2 separate regions of the Mus musculus genome follow, and region 2 is linked to region 1. Evidence: chromatin loops called from intact Hi-C (ENCODE). Cell type or tissue: heart. All regions are shown on one strand. Each heading gives the region's core, and the rest is flanking DNA. Links, peaks and the distances in the headings are about the cores only.

What was found. A loop is a pair of places that touch in the nucleus more often than their neighbours do. Peaks named below come from ENCODE experiments on the same cell type or tissue, not always from the same donor. Only the 100,000 strongest peaks of a DNase experiment are listed, where the experiment ranks them.
Region 2: a loop joins it to region 1, with 4 times the contacts of the local background. A loop is called at or near these places in 8 of 42 quality-filtered maps.

Annotation. Positions count from the first base shown.
Region 1 is chr11:62,817,247-62,822,617 of GRCm38, forward strand. It overlaps Trim16 (tripartite motif-containing 16), which reads left to right and starts at 3,007. Exons shown (of 6, transcript NM_053169.2): 1 at 3,007-3,753. The coding sequence starts at 3,259. In heart, for the core only: a CTCF peak has its summit at 3,256 (motif pointing right); DNase peaks (open chromatin) are centred at 3,095, 3,675 and 4,925; H3K4me3 peaks cover 1,963 bases; H3K27ac peaks cover 1,742 bases; H3K27me3 peaks cover 381 bases.
Region 2 is chr11:62,876,066-62,881,436 of GRCm38, forward strand. It overlaps Fbxw10 (F-box and WD-40 domain protein 10), which reads left to right. Exons shown (of 13, transcript NM_001033669.2): 13 at 559-1,397. The coding sequence ends at 1,352. Tvp23b (trans-golgi network vesicle protein 23B) reads left to right here and starts at 3,390. Exons shown (of 7, transcript NM_026210.5): 1 at 3,390-3,530. The coding sequence starts at 3,519. In heart, for the core only: no CTCF peak of the experiment used is centred there; a DNase peak (open chromatin) is centred at 3,366; H3K4me3 peaks cover 1,792 bases; H3K27ac peaks cover 1,234 bases.

The DNA.
Region 1 (5,371 bases), core at 289-5,288:
TCTGGTTTTGAGGTATTGAAGGGCATCTAAGGCTTGGACAGTTGCGTTCCAGACCCTGGTAGTGGGGTCAGAGCTTGGGCCTAGCAGATACCTCCCAAAGACCCTGCTTAATGATAAAGAGGATTCAGACATTTTGATGGCTCCTGTGATGGGTCTATAGAGAGACCAGTGTCTTCCACTCTATGTCCGTATCAGATAACACAAGCAAAGCATTGTCCTAACCCCAAGGTTGCTCAGGCACAATCTCTAGGAACCAACTCAGAACTCTGTTTGCTAGCCTTGGCTTAGGTCAGTATCTCAGTTATGAAGTTTAGAGAAAACAGATGCTATAACAGGTGAAGGTAGGACCCAGAATCAGGTTTCCTACAGTGTCATGACTGGGTGTTGTCTGTTAACTCTGGGCATTGGTGGAGGGACGGTCATGCCCATGTACTATGTTAAAGTGTTAGTCATAGAAGGGGGGTGGGGACAGGAAATAATTCCTTAATGAAAGATGAAAGGGTAGGAATAAAACTGTGAGAGAAAGAATGAGAGACAAGTGGGAACCAAATGGAGACAGCAGACTCCCTTCTTTCTCTTCCACCTTTGAGGCTGTAGAATGGGTCAGGCAGGGCAATCACTTCTCTTCCTCATTCTGAGAGAGGTCAGAGACAGAGAGGCATGTTGGAAAACCAGTTCATCTTCTGGTAAGTCTTGGTCATTCGTGGAAATATCTGTTAGTATTGAAGAAGTGTCTAAGAATGAACTGGGGATGGTTGGGCAGGCTTTTTTTTTTCTCTTGTCTGGAGATATAAAAACCATGAAATGAATAAGGTTCTGGGAATTGACTTTTGGAAAGCTTCAGAGGGTGGGACATTTAGGGACAAGGACACTTGGGGAACTTGGCTAAACACTCTAGGAAATCATGCCATGGGTGTTCCATAGTGTCTTTAAATAATGCAGGGCTGCATCTGGGATGAGTTTGCAGCCTTTTGTATACTATGATTCTGAGAAGCCTGTGGATTTCTTGGATTTTTGACAAGTTCTGCCAAGAAATATCCCCGGGTCTGTCTAGTTTACCCCAAGGAAACAGAGATGCATGGTGGTGCCATATTAGACTAATCTCAGTCCTAAAGTCCAGAGGTACGCCACGTCTGGAAGAGCTCTTTCCCCCCAGGAACCACTTGCTTCTCATCCCATCCTCTAGCCATGAGCTTCATCCCCCTCCTCACCCTCCAAATTCACACACTGAGGTCATAACCCCCCATTACCTCAGAGCATGACTGCTTTTGGAGGTAGGTCTTTGAACAGGTCATTAAGAAAAAAAATGAGGTAGGATGGTCCCCTAGTTCAGCCTCACTGATGTCTAAAGGAAGCAATCAGGACACAGACAAGCACAGGGAAGACGGCATGAAGGACGGGAGGGCAAGCCAAGGAGTGCGGTCTCAGAAGAAGGCCACGGCATCTCCACGCGTGGGAGCTCACCCTTGCAGAGGTGTCGGGAAATTAACTCCTGTCATCAAAGTCAGTCAGTCTGTGGCACTTTGTAAGGACAGCCTGAGAAAATGAGGGCACCTCATTTAGGAACAGTTTTATTAGCTGGATGTGGGGCTAGTTTAGCAACTGTCTCTTCGTGGAGATCACAGAGTAAGATACGGGGCCTAGAAAGGCTGGAGAGAGCTGTATGTGGAAGGGGACAGTGCCTTCCCTCTTCTACCCGATGGCCCCTTCCTGTGCCCATTCTCAGCCAGCTCCTGGAATGCCCTAGAAGCGGACACTGGAGGGTCAGGGTTATAAACATCCATCAATTTCTGTGGTTTCAGAACCAGGATGCTTGCACAGGGTGGCAAACACAGAGACCATGCGTTTCGCAAAAGAGAAAAATCATATTTGAAGGCAGCTGAGCTGAGCATGGAAGGGGAGAAGCACAGTTAGATCCACTTCCTGGAGGGTGGGGTCTGGTGAGGATTTATGAGATAGGGAAGGGTGGCTGAGAGGACCATAATCGGTCCTCATGGCTCTTCGTGGGATGCATGTTCAGGACAGGTCAGTGTTAGAATGTTCTGAGGGCAGAAGTTTTGGTCTTCTGATGCCAAAAGGTCACCCACTAGTTACCTGCTCAGGTCCAGATGAGTCAATTTCAACAAAAGGCCATCAAGTTTCGGAGAAGCAAGCCAGACAACTGTTATCATCAAAGCCCACATGTTAGAGGTTTATGGCAGAGAGTGGAAGGCCAGGGCCCTGTCCACTGGGTGGCTTCTCACATGAGTGAGTTTTAAAAGTCAACCAGAAGTGGAGCTAGGAGGACGGTTCAGTGGGTAAAGTGCTTGCTAGGTGTGCATGGCCACCTGCAGCCATGCAATGGTGCTTATCTGTAACCCCAGCACTGGGGCAAGAGTCTAGAATATCCCTCTGACTTGCTGGCCTGCTGCGCTAGGTGACCTAGCGTGTTCCAGGTTCACTGTGAGGTCCTCTCTCATGAAATGAGGTGGAGAGCAATTAAGAAAGACACTAGATGTCAAACTCTGTCACACACACACACACACACACACACACACACACACGACTAAAATAAAACAAAAGTCTGATAAAAGCAAGTTATTAAAAGCAGATAAAGCTAGATTGACTATGTCTGTCTGTCTGTCTGTATGTCAGGTTTTGTGGTGGTGGTGGTAGGACCAAGCTGGTGGCTCATTTAGGATTAGCAGCTGCCCTATTATCAAAGTCCTTACATTTTGGACCCCTTTAAAAATATATGGAGTAGAGAGAAGGGGAGGGGGAGGGGAGAGAGAGGGAGGGATGGAGGAAGGAGAGAGAGAGAGAGAGAGAGATCCACCGCAAAATATGGCTTGTGGGACCGCTCAAAGCCGCAGAGGCTTACAATAGAGCTCAGGAATCTTGCCCTTTTTTCCAGTCCCACAGGCACACGTGGTCTCCGGAAGAGCCTATGGGGTGTGCGTGAATGAGTCCCGTAAGAATAGAAGTTTCAGGGCTGGGCTAGGAATGAGAATGAGAAGCCTGAGCCAAGGAACAGACACAGGAGCCAAGTGGCAAGGCAGTTCTGAGCCTTGTCACTGTGGCTGGCTACTAGCCAATCTGGAGGAGCCTCGTCCTGTCTGAGTAACTGAGCTTCCTCGGGAGGGAGGAAACAGTTAATGTCTCAGGGCAGCTGCAATCTGCTAGGCGTGGCTCTCTGGTTTGACTTGGGCTACTCAGATCCTGAGCCAAGGGACCGCGAGGAAGGACGCCTTAGTCCTTAGTCCGCAGAGCCTCCACCAGATGGCTGAATTGGATCTGATTGCCCCGGGGCCTCTGACCGGGGTCACTGCTCACCCTTTGGCCCCTCTCGGCCCAGACCCTGTGTCAGCTATCCCAGCAGAAAAAGAAGATGCGGACCCTCTCAGCAAGTCAGGTGAGGAAACCCAGGAGCAGGGTCATGACCCCGCAGAGGTCGGGGCTCCTGGTGAAGAGGATCAGATCTTGTGTGACTTCTGTCTTGGGGCCAGCAGAGTAAGGGCAGTGAAATCCTGTCTGACCTGCATGGTGAACTACTGTGAGGAGCACCTGCGGCCACACCAGGAGAACAGCAAACTGCACAGCCACCAGCTAACCGAACCCGCAAAGGACCAGGATCTACGCACCTGCCCTGCCCACCACAGCCCTTTGGTTTCCTTCTGCCACACGCACCAGCAGTGTATCTGCCAGGAATGCGGGGAGGGTGAACACAGAGGCGACAGTACTGTCTCCCTGGATGCAGCCCGCAGGAACAAAGAGGTGAGTAGTGGGGTCTGTCGCCTGGGAGGGACCAGTGGGAGGAGGTGTCCCCAGGGAGAGGTCACACATGCTGCATTTGTGGCTCTGTTGATGCCAGTTTGTTCCGAGTCAACAGAGGAGAACTTTAGCGGTAGTGCCTGGGTGTTGGTTCGCTGTAAGTATCTATAGCCGCTGGCTTTGGAAACAAAAGTGGGTCACTGTCCCCATCTCAGTGTCCCTGTTGCTGTGCGGTCTCTATTGTCTCTGCCAGGCATAGGAATTTCCTGCTGTTTCTAGTTAGAGTTTAGTAATGTGCATTTGGGTGTGTGCTGTAGAAGGTTAGCCTCAGGAGTGTGGTATTTCCCTCTGGCAGGATCTGTGAGGCATATATCAACCCATGAAAACCTTGGCAGAAGTCCAAGGGAAAAGAAGAAACCTCAGACTTCATTTCTCCTTTTCTTCCTTCCTCTCTTTCTTAACTTCTTTCTTTCTTTCTTTCTTTCTTTCTTTCTTTCTTTCTTTCTTTCTTTCTTTCTTTCTTTCTTTCTTCCTTCCTTCCTTCCTTCCTTCCTTCCTTCCTTCCTTCCTTTCTTTTTTTTTGAATCGCAAAACCACAAAAGAAGCTAACACAAAATGCTGCATTCAAGTAAAACAAAACAAAACAAAACAAAAACTGCCAAGATAACAGAATTTGAAACGCACACGGAAGTTAATGCCAAGGGCGACTTAACTTACTGGAGAATAAAGGTTCCTTACGGGATAGGCTGGCAGGAGCACCTGAGAAACACTGTGCTCGAAGTCTGAAATTTTACTTTTATCAGATAAAAAAGTCATTTCTGAAGCACTGCTTGCCTTTATCTGGAAGCCAAGATCCTGGATGAGACATTGGGGGTGGACCCCCGCAGCTTTCCCACTTTGAGTTTCTCCCACTTTGAGTTTCCCCAGTAGGAAGTAAGGTTGACTCCGCCCACACACAGGTCCTGGTTCACGCTCAAGGCAGTTCCCTCTTTGCACTGTTGGTTGGCACACCCAGAGCCTTTCTGTGGCATGTGTTCCTGGGCAGTAAAGGAAAGTGGTATCTGGGCAAGGAACTTTCCTAACCAGGGTATTTCTTTTGTTCCTGTACCAGAGGTAGACTCTCTCTAGTCCTGGATGGGTGTAGTTCTGCAGAGTTCGACACTCCAGATGCTAATGAGTCACCATTTCCGGCCCAGGAAGCCACTTGTCAACTGTTTCCAGTGTTTCTAGTATCAAGGGATGTCCTATACGGAAAGTATGGCAATCAACAAATACATCAAAGGAAAGGGACCCACCCAACTTGAAAATATTTTTTGGTGTGGATTTTCCCATCTGATATTTCAGTAATTATTAGGTGAGGGCTCTGAAGGTCTCTGTTGTACTTGTTCAAAGTTACGCAGTTGATGAGCGAGGCATGGAAGCTTCTGGAACACCATCTTATTAGAGAAAAATGAAGGAAGACCCTCAAATTGCAACATTGTAACTTTAATATTTATTCATTTGTTTTGTATGTGGGTGTGTGTGCATGAGGATGCATGTATGTGAACATGTGTGTTGAGGCAGAGGTTAACCTCAGGCAGGGAGTCTCCTCAGGAGTTGTCAAATTAAAAAAAAAAGCTCA
Region 2 (5,371 bases), core at 260-5,259, 59 kb after region 1:
ATGTTTGTTGGTTCAGTCTCAGGAGAGTCGGCTGCTTCCTTGCTGTCCAGGGTCTGTGGACCCCGTGCAGGCAAGAAGGTGCAGGCCTAATGGAGGCATCTGTGAGAATAGACTGGAATATCTGTGGGTTGCTTCTTTGGAGCTGTCCTGGATGTAGATTTTGAGTAAACGCCTGAACTTGGCAAGATGCTGAAACACATATACATATTAGAAGCAGAAAATAAAGTTAAGTAGGTTTGGGGAAAAAAACTTTTTCTTAGTCATACATTTGAAACCCTTAGGTCTTTGTGGTTGGGGTGAGAGGAGTCCCCAAACTAGGGAACAAGGGGGGAATCCCACTCTCTGGAATAGGTAACAGGTAGGAACTTAAGTTATTGATTAGCAAGTATACTGCCAAATACTGCTTTCATCCAGGATGTCTGATGGTCTGCCCTTTTCAGCAACAAGACCTCAGTGTGCCTTTAAGTGTGCCTCAGACTGGCTTCAAATTTCATGTATTTATGGCCCCTCCTCTCCACAGAATACTGACGTGCTTCTGTTTTGTCTTTGAATGAGCAGATGATATGGAAACTCCTGTAGGCGAAGTCAGTCATCCCTTGCAAAAGCTCTGGAAAGTCCCTATGACACCTGACCGATTCCTTCTGACTATCAGTGCCTTGCAACAAGCCCACAATTCTGAAGAGTTTGCCTATCCCCATAGGCCCAGACCTCAAGTCATTGATGCTTGGGGGCCTTCCATTCCATATCCGAGGAAAGTCCTATCACTCAAAGGAAAATCAGTTCAACACGCAGTTGATCAGCTGCGATCCAGCAATCTTCCTACAGGTGTGAGACAAACCAACATTCCCCTTGAAATCCAGAAACTTCAGCCCAACTTGAAAAAGTCCTTGCACAGTCCCAGAGTCCAGGCCACTGTACCCCAGCCCAGTCTTATCCGTCCCAAGGTCTCTGACAGCTTAAGGGGTGACGAGCACTTGACCAGTTCAATTGATGGGACAATGCGCCGTGCAGGCCCCCTGACCAGCATGCAGGTCATTAAACCAAACCGAATGCTCGCTCCTCGAGGCGGCACAGCCACCCTGTCTCCCAAGAAAGAACGGCCTCGTTTCTACACAACCCTTGATCCTCTGAGAATGAACACTGGGTTCATGCTGATGACTGTGAAGGAGGAAAAAGAATTTGCTGAAGCCAAGATGAAGGAATATGAAGCCAGTGTATCCACTAAAGAGGTCGACCCAGGAAAAGCCAGCAAAGCTGCGTGGATCCGTAAGATCAAAGGCCTCCCTATTGATAATTTCATGAAGGAAGGGAAAACAGCAGCCCCCGAACTTGGACAAAATGTGTTTATCTAAACCAGGCTTGAGAAATTACAGCAGCATTACAACAAACTGAAAACTAAGTGAGTGTTGGTTGTCCAGACCTTTCTTTTTTGACATTGCTTTGGCAATTCATATGAAGCTTTCTATGGCTCAAAGAATGAGTAGGGTTATATTAAGACACCAGGAGACAGGGAGAGAGTGCCAGCATTCCACTTAGTGAGGTGTAGGCAAGGTCACTGAGCAGTTAGACTCCATTCATCACTACCAACTTAGGGCTATCGTTGCTTCCAGAAACTTTTGAACAGTAGCCATCAGGATACTATATAAAAATCTCCTGGTATTTTTGCAAAGACTAAAACTCAGTTTTGGTAAAGGATATGGGGAGATCAAAAGGCAGACTTGTATTTAGAACACTGCATGTGATCTAACGGGTCAGAACACACTCCATCAGAAGAAAAGGAAAAAAAATGAAGAAAATACGCTTCATTTTCTACAAAGGAGGCTTTACTCTCAAGTATATTGAGACTCCTATTTAAATACTCAGGGGGTGCTGTCAGGGGCAAGGTAGGTAATTTTGTAAAGAGTAGTTTACAGGCTCACTGGTGGATATGCTCACAGAAGGGCTCAGGATCTGGACAAAGAGTACAGTCCCTACATAGAGGCTCAACACCCCAGGCAGACTTTCCCCGTCATTAAGTTCCAGTTCTTGAGGGTGAGGGGAGATAGGGGCAAGGCAGGAGGACAGAGCATCTAGTCAGTTGGTACTAGGAGGCAACACCCTGTTTCAAAAGCAAGCAAAGAACCCCCCCCCCAACACACACACACCAGTCCTCCAAAAAGGAAGACAAAAATCCTAACAAGTGGGAAATTCACTTTCTTGTCAAATGCTCTATATCTTAAAATATGGTAGTGAATTCAAATTGCATTCATATAAAAAGTGAGAACCAAAAAAATTTTTTTTCCACACAACCTCACAACACAGGGTGGGCCACCAAAATCTTTGTCCAAGCAGGTTAGGACATAGGTCATTTGTCCAGCTTCACACGAAGATGCGCAATTACCTTGCCTGCTTTCTCTTTTTTGGGAACTAGGTCCATGTTTCTTCATTATTGTAACACTGGGTTTGACATAGTCCTGGCAAAGAACCAGATAAAACCCCGGGTTCTGTGAAGAGTCCCTTCAGTTAAGAAAAGGTGAGAGGGACATTGCATGAGCCTCCAACAGTCTGACATAGTTGAGCAAACAGAATATCTCTATCATTACAGTTGCAAAGATGGCTTTAAACTCTCTGAATTTGTCTCGAAAAACCAAAAAAAAAAAAAAAAAAAATCTCTGAATTTTAGGTCTAGGCATGATCATGCCATCAGCAGGTGACTTAAAACAGTAATAAAAGCAAATTTGTGCCACTTTACTAAATGCTCTGTAAAGCCATCACCGTCCTTCCCACTTTACAGCCGAGGAAGGATGTACATAGAGATTGGTTATATAATTGGTACATGGAGGGCAGAGGCGCGATACTGGCCTCTCTTCTTGTTCTGAGGTTATGCCCCTTACAGCAGTACCCTCACTGCTTACGCTAGTCTTCTTGTCTCTTTCTTACTCGGTTTTTTTTTTTTTAATTTCTTTCCAAGGACACATTTATTTCTCAATTTTCTTTAACATTTAAATCGCTTAAGAAAGACTATACTAAAATACAATACATTTACAAGGTTAAATTATAAAGCTCCGCCTCTCTCAGGGCGTCCCTGCTGGTGGTAATGACTCACAGTTTGTACTTCTTTGGTAGCAAAAAACATTTTCCATTCATAACCCAAGAAACTTCGCTTTAGAACCCATTAAGTTAGCCAGTTTATTCCCAAGCGTTTTGCTTTTCCTTAGAAGTGCAGCCCTTGCCCCTGCTCACGCTTGCCCCGCCCACCTCCACCTCAGCCCCTACAGAGTCTCTGCGTCAAGGCCCCGCCCACACACCCCGCCTCCTACCGCCCGCGTCCGTCGCGTGGACCAGCTCTTTCCGCCCCGCCCACTATGGAGCCCCGCCCCAAGGTATGGACCCGCCTATCGCCTTCCGGTCTCTGGAGTTGCGCCCTCCCACCAAGTGGCTTCCTGGTGCGCTTGTGACGTCGGCTGTAGAGCTGGATCGCGTGGCAGCTTTGCTGTCGTGGCTCTCGGAAGTGGGGGGCGGGTTGGCGCAGGGTCGTCATGTTGTCGCAGGTGAGGGATGGCGGCCGAGCGCCGGTAGCCGGTGCTTGAGTTGGGGCTGGGGGTCTTGCCCAGTCGCCCGAGGCTGTTGGGTCCGTGTGCCCGCCCACTGCCTGAGCTGTAGGAACTGCAGGTGGGTGGGTAGGAGGGCCAGCCCCGGGCAAATTGTCGCTAGAGGGTTTGTGGACTGTGAGGGATAGGGTGCACCGGCGACCCCGGAGGCACAGAGGCCTCCTGTCAGCGGGTGTGGAGCACACTCGCTGCAGGATCTCTGGGTGTGAGGTCGGGGGTAACCCGTCTTCCCATAGCCTGCCCGGATGAGGGGAATGGCCTGTAGGGCCCTGATACACAAGTTCAGGGCGATCCTGTAGGGAGAGATTGCCAGAGCCTTGGGTTCCAGTGTTACTACGCTGTACACAGATAATCACGATGGTTATCGCCTTTGTACCCGTAGAGGTCGATGTAGCCAATTGTCCTTCGGCCAGAGATTAGTACATGTAATATATTTTCTTCCTTTAAAATTTTACTGTGAAGCTGGGCGTGGTGGCGCACGCCTTTAATCCCAGCACTCGGGAGGCAGAGGCAGGTGGATTTCTGAGTTCGAGACCAGCCTGATCTACAGAGTGAGTTCCAGGACAGCCAGGGCTATACAGAGATATACAGGCTATACAGAGAACCCTGTCTCGAAAAACCAAAAAAACAAAACAAAAAAACAAAAAAAATTTTTTTTTTACTGTGAACTCCCATGTAGATTGTGTCACACGGGTTTCATTGTCAGGTTGGGATGTTCAAGGAGATGGGATCTGCAAAGGGCAGGATGGCTGGGGGTGGGGGTTGGGATGGGGAGAGGTTAGGTTGGGGAACAACATATTTTCAGATCATAATAATAAAGACATAGTGACATACCAAGTGTCTCAGGATGGGCCAACTAGAATCTGTGATAAGAAAAGTCTACTTTGTGGAAATGTGGAGTAGAAAAAATTCATTGATGGTTTCAGCTCAGCTCTGAAGGTGCATTTAGATCCGCTTCTTCCTACTCCTAGGTCTGTGACCATAAGTCCTTCCACCTGTTGGGCATTTGACATTTTTTATAGTCATTACCTTCCTTCCCCCAGGCAACCTGTGCATTAAAATTTCTCTGCAGACTTAAACATCTGTTCCCTTGTGGTTTTTGTGTTTTTTGGTTGTTTTTTTTTTTTGTTGTTGTTGTTTTTTGTCTGATAATTTTCTTTCTTATTACCTAGAAGCAGCCCCTCCCCCTGGTATTTTCATACCAACCCCCTCCCTGCATCTTTGCTAATCACCCACAGGTTCTTCTGTGGATCCTGTGTACTCCACTGTTGGGTTACAGCTGGTTTACCTTTGTTCACTGGGAAGCATTCATGAGTTGCACTGTTGGTAGCCTTCCATTGTTCCCTCCCCTTCCCCGCCCCTCACAAAATCTTGTTGGTGTTAGCTCAAAGCCATGCTTTAATTTCTTCTTTTTTTTTCACCCTTCTCCAACTGATTATAACTGTCTTGACTCAGTCTTTCAAGTGCTGGCATTACAGGCAGAAGGGGCCACAAGTGTACTCTATAATCTTAAAAAAGTAAAAACTCTCCATATAACATCTTGGATGTCTCTCCATTCATTGTCCTTAAAACCCGTGTGCATACTTGGAATTCGGTCTCATCCATTCTAGTTGGAAGTTCTCCATTCCCTGCCGCTCTGTATCCGTTGTTCTTGCCTTTTTCCATTACTTACACCCCAACCTGTTCTTAGGAGTTCACAGAAGGGTGTTAGAAACCCAGCAGTCTTTTAGGAGTCATCTTAGCAGTAGCATTCTTCAGGCGTTGGGATCCTCCTGGGAGCA